Linked DNA regions of Mus musculus: region 1 is linked to region 2. The links are chromatin loops, found by intact Hi-C in ENCODE. Cell type or tissue: gastrocnemius. All regions are shown on one strand.

Region 1 (5,000 bases), 49 kb before region 2:
CTGGTGTTTCTGAAGACAGCGACAGTGTACTCACATACATGAGATAAATAAATAATTCTTAAAAAAAAAAAAGAATTAACTGTTAGTACCCTGCTATCTCCATGAGCTCTGAGTTTGATCAAGAGATCCTGCCCTCAAAGAATAAGATGAAAGAACAATTTAATATCCCTGACATCAGTCTCAGGCCTCCACATACATGTGTACATGTGCACATGCCACAACATGTCCACGTGAAAATGCAGTAATGGCTGTGATGCTGGATTGAAGAGTACCGCGTTTAAGTAGAAATGATGCAGTACGTCATGGATCTTAGCTAGGTGAGAAGGCGGTACTGTTGATTTCTACTAAGGAAAAAGAGAAGGAGGAAGTTCTGAATAGGGATTAGAAATAGAAATGTATCCAGAAAAATGAGTGGGGACAGGAACTGGGCGTGTCAGGCATGTGCTGAGCATGTGCACACCAAAACAGTGACTGGATGTGCTTTGAGCGCTGATGTATGGAAGGTAGGATGGGGGCTGGGCAGGAGCAAGCTAGCTGTGCCCTGCACAGTGGAAATGCTGAGTGCTTTTACACTGGGGAATGGCATAGTCTGATTTGGCCTTACAAGGCTGCCCTGCACTTTGTAACTTAAGATTTTTATTGACTAGTCTTTTGGAATAATTTAGCTTTAATTAAGTTGGTGGCTTTGAATCAAATCAAGGTTTCCGTTTCCCATTCTACTTGTACAGTTTTCTGGAGTATGAAGATTGCAATGCCAAAGCTTGTTTATTATAGGGTAAACTATAGAGATATATGTGGCTTATTGGTTAGTTACCCACTGAGCTAACAGTCTGGTCTGGTCATTGGTTTTGATTTAACAGTGAGTGACAGAAGCCGGTTCTTTTATCTTAGAACATGGTGATATGAGATGGCATTTTGTAGTAAGCAGATATACTTTAACTTTCTTTTAGAAGGCTAATGACTCATGCTGCAGAAGTATTTTAAAAGTTTTCTTTTAAGCTGTTATTTTACTGAAATTATTTTTTTCTTTTCAGGACGTGTGAACTTATATATTTGACACAACCCAGCAGTGCGTAAGTAGCATGTAATTTTTCACTAAAATTTGTTTTTTTGGACTAATCTCAAACATATTGTTTACTTTGGTGATAAAAACATACTACTTTATAAGTTAAGGTGGTAAAATCCTGTTTGGATTTGTTTATCTTCTAAAAATGTGTGCCTTACTTATATAGCAGAGAGAACCAATTGGCTGGAATTCAGTGTTCTCTGTCACTTTTCTGAGGAAAATGCAGTTCATTCATTAAGTTTTTATTAACGATCTATCACAGGGATTTTATCAACAAGGCTCTGCATACTTTTGTATAAGAACAAATACATTCTCAATTTAGGGATTTGGAGAGAAGACTGGACCCAGGCGTGAAACCCAACATCCCACATGGTGGCTTACAGCTGTTTGTATTTCTAGTTCTGTGGGGTGGGATGCGATGACCTCTTCAGGCCCCTACAGACACCAGGCACACAAGTCGTGCACAAACACACAGATAGGTAAAATATTCCTACTCATTAAAAAACTTCATTTACAAATCCTAAATTCCTGAACAGTATGGCAGTGTTCTTCTCTGTAAATAGCTCAAGTAATCCTGGAGATTTCCTGCCCCACGAAAGCACTGGCATTGAAGAGATTGATTGAAATGCAAATTGTGCATATATTAATTCATAAAAAGCTGTTGATTCTAATGAGTGGTCATTCTATGGAAAAATTATCAAGGTAAAGTGTTAAGTTGACAAAATCTAAGCCACCTAATTGTTTGGGTTTTTTTGGTTGTTCATTTTAATTAGAAAAACAGAGCAAACAAGTATAAAGGTAATTAGAAACAAATCAGTGTACCGTGGGCTTTATATAGTTTTAGATTAGAATCAATATTTTGATAGGCACACCAAATGAGCTAGGTGAGTTTAGGTGAAAATTGTGCATTAAAGAGGGTTGCATTTCATTTGTGTATTTATTTAACTCAAGTCTATAATTAAAACAAACTACCCCAAAGTAAAGCTGGAATACTTTGTCAGTGTCTGACTTTTTTTTTTTTTTTTGCTTTGTATTTGTTTACCAGGTTATCTACTGAAATAAATTCTATGTTGGTGCTAAAAATTTCTTGGATCACTTTTTTACTAGCTAAAGGTAAGTGAATGTGTTATTGAATGCTGATGTGTCAAATATAATGATTAAATTGTTCACTTGGAATAGTACAAAAATTATTCAATTAATAAATCCTTCTGTATTCTCTGCATGGCTTATTAACTGCATTTTATAGTTATGATGATAGAACATCATTCGAAATGTTTAATTCCTCCGTTCCTCCTGGTTTCTGTCTTATCCCCCCTTTCTTCCCTATTTTCTATGCATTCTCCTTTTTTAGTGGTGTTGGGGATAAAAGTCAGGGCCTAGTGAATTTTAAATTATAAAAATTTATTTAAATTAAAAATAAAGTAATAAGAAATGGAAATAATATGTGTTTGGTCACTTTACATGGAGTTTAAAATATTTCCTAAGATAGAATCTTTACTTTTCTTTTTTAGACTTTGTATTTTGAGAATGCTAATACAATGAAAAGGAAAAAGTAGAGTAGTTAAATGCCAGTACCTATTCCAAATTCAGGGTGAAGTCTTAGGGTTTTTTCTTCTGACTTGGAGAAAGTAGAAATTGCTGGAAGGAGAGTCAGATGGAAATAAGCTATGATGATTAGTCAGTAAAGACGAGATTCCAGGATACCGTGCTGAGGGAAAACAACAGGATCCCATCACGGTCCCCTTAGAGAGGAGGGAGTTCTTCTACCCAATACCAGCCAGACCTTTCCCCTTAGCAGCTGAGAGCAGCTGAGATCGGGCATGTGGAGGGTGGTACAGCCGGAGACAAGGGAGAGGGAAGTCTGCAACACTGCACACCAATCTACCTTGAAAACAGTGATAGTAATCGCTCTTGGAGCATCATCCTCCCTGCCTTCCCACTTTCTGACCACTGCATTCTCTTGTCTTCATTTCATTTCTGAAGACTATAACATTTATTCATCTGTAATTATAGTTACTATATGCCTTTACTGTCAGTTCTGTGTATAAGTGCATTCTGTGCCCATTGTAACTACTTTATTACAGCGTCTCTGTTTCTGAGTTTTTGAGTTTGATTTATTTCTTAGCTATCTGGATTGTACCATCAAGGATTTAACATTATCTTGTACATTTATTTACTTACTCTGTGTGTGTGTGTGTGTGTGTGTGTGTGTGTGTGTGTGTATGCGCGTGCGTGCATCTCAGGCTTGGTGGAAAGCACTTTTGCCTGCTGAGCCACCTCTCCAACCTGTGGAATTTTAAAAACTAGGTCTTTTCATGTCATCTTCCAAATGCTTGTCATGTTAATGGCAAGTGTCCACAGCATTTATCCCTGAAAGACAACTTGACTGTGTGTCCTGTTCTTGAGTCATTTGTCCCTTAATTAGGAAATCTGAGGCTCGAGTAGCGTCCCTGCTGTCATTTAGTTGCTGAGTACTTGATGAGTTCTTTCTGAAACGTGAGATTTAAGTCTGAAGTGATGACACAGTAGATAAAGCCATCTTTAGTGACTAGTTAAAGTAGCTAAAGTTAAAACTTGCACCAGAGTCCTGCTTTCAATCCACATGGCAGCGCACAGTCTCCAGTCCAGGGCATCTGTTACCCTCCTTTGGCCTTCATGGGCGCAGACAAACATACAGGCAAAAATGCTCATATGTAGAAATAAAAGTAAATGAATATTAAGTTTGAGGTTTAATATCTTTACTAGGATATCTGTTGATTTGTATCATACTGCATTCATTTGTCTTGGAATACTTATTTTAAAACAAACAATTCTGTTTTTCATTTCTGAGACATCTTAATAATGTTGTATTTTAAGACATTATTTTATTCAGTATGTCTTCTCTGAACATGATATCAGGTTGTTTTGTTCTTCATATTTTTCTGTCATTTTAATGATTTTAAATCTTTTTTTTTTTTGCAATGCTGGAAATTGAACTGAAGGTTCATGAGTGTCAAGCAAATATTATGCCACTGAGCTACTCCCTCAACTTTGTATTACATACAGGTTCTATTCATCTTGTCTTTTTGTCTGTTTTGAGCTAAACTAATTTTGTTATCCTAGTTCTGTCTTAGTTCATCTGACACCGTGTTTTTATATAAATTGAGATCAGTGAGCTCCCTTGTTTGTTTGTTTGTTGGTTTGTTTCAAAGCAAGTACTTGGCATGTAGCTCAGGCTACCTTTGAGCTGATGGTTTTCCTGTCTGACGTCCCAGGCACTGGGACTTCACTAGAATGCAGGAGCGCCGGCTTTGTTTGTCTCTTTGCTTATTAGATAGTCTCTTCCTATTAGGTTCTCTGATTTTGTCCCCTTTTGTGATTTTACTTTTTCTTTTGAGTGTGCTTTTCCCCTTCATCTTACTGGTTTTCTCTGAGGTAGTTTGAGAGGCCCTCCCTTCATTCATTTTGCACTTAACATGTAGTTAGTTTGTATTCCCTATAGAATTGCAGTGTGAAGCTGGGCAGTGATGGCGCACGGCTTTAATCCCAGCACTCGGGAGGCAGAGACAGGCGGATTTCTGAGTTCAAGGCCAGTCAGGTCTACAGAGTGAATTCCAGGACAGCCAGGGCTACACAGAGAAACCGTCTGAAAGAACCCACCACCCCCCCACCACCCCCGCAAAAAAAAAAGAATTGCAGTGTGTTATAAACAGGTATTATACTACCTTGCAGAAGGTAAGGGTGAGACTAGAGAATTTATCTGGAATGCCAGGAGCCTTTGCAGTTCTGAGTCTTTGTAGGACAAACTTTATCCTCCCCTCTTTTCCCAGGCAGCACTGGTTCCTTTTACCTTCTGTAGCAATGACTTCTCCCTGCAAGTCAGAAGGTGGAAAGCTGAGCATTCTGCTGCATCGTTGCAGGCTGGTACTGCCTCTCCTGGCCCCTGGCTAATGTG
Region 2 (5,000 bases):
CACTTCACTGTCCTGGTGATTTCTAGACCAACATTCTTGAAAATACAAGGTTTTTATTGTACTTTCAAAATAATTTACCTAGCAAGATAACATTTCATTAGTTTCTTTATGCTAAGTTTTTATACTATATATCATTTTGAAATTGGGTGTTGCAGCCAGAATATAAATCAAAATAGTAATTTCAAAATATACTATATAGTTAGATACCTTTTCTTTTTTATGAGTTGCCTAAAAAGATAAAATGTCATGCAGAAAACTGCAGTAGTCTCTTGGAGGAAATGCTCTAAAACTGTGTGACTAGTTCAAACTGGTTTTCTTCACTGTTTACAGTTTAAGGCATGATAAGTACTTTTAATCTAAAATAAAATATAAGTGAAATCTACTTAGTAAACTATTCCGTAAACAACATCTCGGTTCAGTATAAAACCATTTAACAGATTTCTGATTAAATCATTTCATGATATACAAAATTTTAAACGTACAGATATATCACATTATTTAAATCATAATTGCTTTTAGACCTTAACTTTATGGAGTTTTTTTTTTTTAATGAGGAAAAAACACGTTAAAGTGGTTCAAGAAAGTAAAATGGCGTGCATACAAGAATAGAATATATTTTAATGTTTAACACATCAGACACAAACTTCCTTTAAAAATATTTTCTGTTGGAGCCGGAGAGATAGTTCCCAAGAACACAGTTTTCACAGTTGAACACGGAGCAGTCCCAGTGGCTTAGTCAGGCAGCTTATATTGCAGATTCATTATCAAATATCTTATTTTTTAAGGTCTGTAGGTTGTGTTGGATAAAATTCTCAGTGCCCTGAACTTCAGAGAACCTGGAGTCACTTCTTCTAACCGACCAGTTTTTCATTTTTATTGAGTTCTGAATTGTGTCTGAGGTGAAGTAGTAAACAATAGGGTCAAAGCAGCAGTTGGAAACAGCGATGCAGAGAGTGATCGGGTACATGGTCCTCACTGCCGCCACCACAGAGCAGTTAACAAAGGTCTGTGTCCTCATGAGCGAGTACAAAATGAGGTTGATGTTGTAGGGCACAAAACAGAAACAGAAGATGACCAAGTGGACAAAAATCATTTTTAAAACCTTAGTTTTGTTCATTTTGCTTCTACTTAATGTAACAGGTTTATTTAAAGTTCTTAGCACCATACTAGAACAAGTTACGTTCAAAATGAGAGGGATAAAAAAGCCCACTATTTCAATGAAAATCACAATCCTGGAGAGATAAGTTTTCCATGTGGCCGCTGGAAAGTTCTCAAAGCAGGCTTCTGAGGTATTGTTCCCCTGAGAGTGGGTCGACTGAAAGAAAACTGCAGGCGCACTTCCTCCCATCACTGTGAACCACACAGCAATGCAAACGATCTTTGCATTTCGTTTCGTTCTTAAAGTCTTTGACTTAAATGGGTAGACAATTGCCAGAAATCGATCTACACTGATACAGGTTAAGAACAGAATGCTTCCATACATATTGGTGTAAAACAGCATTACTGAAATCTTACAGAGTAGATCTCCAAATGGCCAATTCCGTGTTGCAAAGTAAAAAATCCGAAATGGCAAAGTAAAGACGAAAAGTAAATCTGACATTGCCAGGTTAATCATGTACGTTGTAGTTTCATTTCTCACTTTGAGGGCACAGATGAAAATGTATATCGCAACACAGTTGGATATCAGCCCAAGCACGAAGACCATGCTGAACATGCACCCGTACAGAGTGTACTTAAAGGAGTCGTCATAAGGGCACTGGGAGCCATTGGAGCTTACCATTGTCAGGCAGTGCAGCTTACAGGAGGCCTTTTGTCCGCAGCGCTTGATCGATCGCCTTTGCTATTCAGATGTGGTCACAGCAGCAGCCAGTTTATTTGCAAAGTATTTGTTTCTTTTCCTGTTCTTACAAATACTTTCTTCTCTTAACTCTTCAAAGGAAACATGAAATGTGTTCCGTAAAAGTTTCTAGTAGATTATTCAGGAAAATAGTCTGATTTTCTGGTCGAGAAAATCCATGAGTCTGGAGTTTAGTTAACTGACAGAAAATGCAGTCAAGGAAGCCAACCCATAAAGCTGAAAGTGTAAGGAAAAACTGTTCCAAGTCGGACCAGACCAGTCCGCGTGGAAACTTGTGCTTCAGCCGCCAGGGTCCAAACCAGCTTTACTTCAGTCACAAACACTCGCCGTGCGTCCGTCCGCCCGTCGTCCTCGGGTACTTCTTCCTTCTTTTTATTCTCAAACTTTGTATTTCTACATTGATTCCGGACGGCGATAGGCAGTCGTTTAAGGGATCCCAGATAAATTCCTAAGCATGTTCGCGCTTGCTGAATGGAGAGGCCTTTCGGAGGTTGCCAGCTGTATTGTGAGATGGGCTGTCTCTGAAGTGAGCAAGAAAGCCTTCCCAGATTTGTAATATGACATCACAGGAAGAAGAGGCTGGGTTTGGACAAAGGAAGGCTTCAACCCAGTTGTTTGCAGTTCCTTTAATCTGATAATGTGTCTGCTGGGAATGTACCTAGGAGGCTTGCAAATGGTCACTGGCTGCCCAGCTGAGTTGGGTGTTAACTCTTTTTATGCCAAAATGCTTTCCGGGGATTCTGACAACTTCTCCAAAGTGGTTTGATTTGCTTTAGTTAGTAATAAGTAAGAGAAAGAAAGAAACATAAGGTAGATTCTTTCTCTTCTATTGCTCTTGTAGTTGGGATATTGCCTTCTTTAAAGAAATAAAATGCAGATGGGTGTATATATGTTTATAAATTGAAATGTAGGCGATATGAGTGGCACATTAAAGAACTGTTTGTGCCTGAAGGCAGAACCTTAAGAGTTTATATAAAGCCTTTGACTGAGGCAGGCAGTCCTGCTTCTCTTAGTATCTGGTGTTTTTTAATTGCTCTCCAGCATTTAACTTAATTGGCATGATTGTGAGTAGCTTTAATCCTGGATCTCTTTAGTTTTTGATAAATAATGTTCTAACATTTTTCTTTGAAACTAATTTTCTAGAGCTAGTTCAATTTTAATACACCAAAGACTACATTAAGTATGCCCCCCCCCCGGAGGATTATAACTCAGTAGTGAGAATAGTACTCCAAAACTTTTACTTTTAGTACAGTGTCAGTCTTTTGCCCACAACTTAATATAAGCATAGTGGGAAAGTGTGCTTTGTAAAACGGGCTCCCCCCTTCTGAGTTAATTGAAATAACTTACAGCAGAGAATCTCAGTTCTACTGTTTGTCTAAATGTAGTTTCCATGATTTTATTCTCCTTTCCTCCGTCTCTCCCTTCAGTTTCTTTTACATGTTGGCTGTGTGTTGGGGTATATTCCAGATCTACTTTCATCTCTAAATTTGAAGCTGAAACCCTTCATTTGGGGTCAGTGAAGGCATTTCAGAGCAAGTTTCTCTATAGACACCTTAGTTTACATATTAAGATGTATACTTAAGAGCATGTATCATGTGTTCTATACCTTTTAAATTTGATTACTTTTGATGGTGAATTATAATCTTTTTATTGTTTTGATTAGGAAGTCATCTATGATCAAATAATACAGTCTTATAGGCGGTAAAGATTGAGGGTCTGAACTTCTTTGCTTTGGTTTTGGTGTGGAAAACAGATGCAAATGTGTTCCTATTGGAAGATGGGAACTTTGAGTGCAGTAATGAAAAAAGGGACACTTAATAACATTTTCTTCTCCATGAAGAAACTTTTCTGTTAATAGTTATTTTAGGAAAAATATAAAATTTGAGTGATCCACTTTTAAGTTTCCTTATTGTCATTTTAAAAAACGATTTATTATGTATACAGTGTTTTGCTTGCATGTACACCTACAGTTCAGAAGAGGGCACCAGATCTCACTATAGATGGTTATGAGCACCATGTGGTTGCTGGGAACTGAACTCAGGACCTTAGGAAAAACAGCCAATGTGCTTAACCTCTGAGCTATCTTGCCAGCCCCCTTATTGTCATTTTTACAAATTATAATCGTTTTATGTCCTGGTACTGTCCATGTTTACTTTCATTGTGAAAACATGCATGAATGTGATATACATGCATATATGCAGGCCAGCACTTATACACATAAAAATAAATAGGTCTTTAAAATAAATAAGTAAAATATACTGTCAGCTGATTTTTAGGATGTTGTGATATGTAGATTATACCTTAGTGAAAAAGAGTTGTAGAGGAAAGTCTGTCTAAAAGGGTTACTAATTTGCTGGGCGTGGTAGTACATGCCTTTAATCCTTATACCTAGGTGGGCATGCTGGAAAGATGTCTTAGCATTTTGGAGTACTTCCTGTTCTTTCAAAGGGCCCAGGTTTGATTGTCAGCACCCAATGGCAGCTCAGTCCTGTCTGTAACTCCAGTCCCAGGATATCCAGTACCCACGTCTGACTCTGCAGGCACTGCGTGCACTCAGTGCACAGACATACAAGAAGGCAAAACACTCATACACAGGGGGGAAAAAAACTTACAAAAGGTTTTTACTTTAAGATTTGCAGGTTGGAACAGTGTTGGAGCTCCATGTAGGAGGCCCTGTGCTCAGACTCCAGCATCCCAGCAAGTGATTAAGTGAAACTCTAACACCATTCTAAACAAATCCATTCTAAACATTATTCAGTTTAAATGTAATAAGTGTTAACTAAAATAAAATCTTAAATAATAATTTATTTACACAGTGGTAAAATAAAAACGATATGGTAGTCTGAGACACAAAGGAAGGTTTATGATGGCAGGAATCTGATACATTTTATTTTAGAACTGTGTATGTGTTGCCTTTATGTAATAAGAGTATCCGGGAAAGTCTCCTTTCAGCTCTGAAATGCACTATGGATCTTCACATGTGTATCCATGTGTGTGCTTTCCTGTTGACAAAAATACTTAGTTGCGAAAGGACATTTGTTATTAGCTTTGTTTTAGGAAAAGCATCAAATGTCAAACTACAATTCTAGCTAAGCATATTATCAGTTGGTAGATTAACTATATATGGTTCAGTGCAGAGTAA

The links. Peaks named below come from ENCODE experiments on the same cell type or tissue, not always from the same donor. Only the 100,000 strongest peaks of a DNase experiment are listed, where the experiment ranks them.
Region 1: a loop joins it to region 2, with 7 times the contacts of the local background. A loop is called at or near these places in 2 of 42 quality-filtered maps.

The regions. Positions count from the first base shown.
Region 1 is chr14:73,284,782-73,289,781 of GRCm38, reverse strand. Rb1 (RB transcriptional corepressor 1) reads left to right here. Exons shown (of 27, transcript NM_009029.3): 5 at 1,035-1,073; 6 at 2,112-2,179. Among named protein-coding and RNA genes, the nearest start is that of Rb1, 39 kb to the left of the region's middle. In gastrocnemius, no CTCF peak of the experiment used is centred here; no DNase peak of the experiment used is centred here.
Region 2 is chr14:73,235,381-73,240,380 of GRCm38, reverse strand. All of the region lies in intron 17 of Rb1 (RB transcriptional corepressor 1), which reads left to right. It overlaps Lpar6 (lysophosphatidic acid receptor 6), which reads right to left and starts at 2,490. Exons shown (of 1, transcript NM_175116.4): 1 at 23-2,490. The coding sequence starts at 1,780. The coding sequence ends at 746. RefSeq lists an enhancer at 4,055-5,000. In gastrocnemius, a CTCF peak has its summit at 2,116; DNase peaks (open chromatin) are centred at 966, 1,754, 2,183 and 2,315; H3K4me3 peaks cover 3,040 bases; H3K27ac peaks cover 4,331 bases.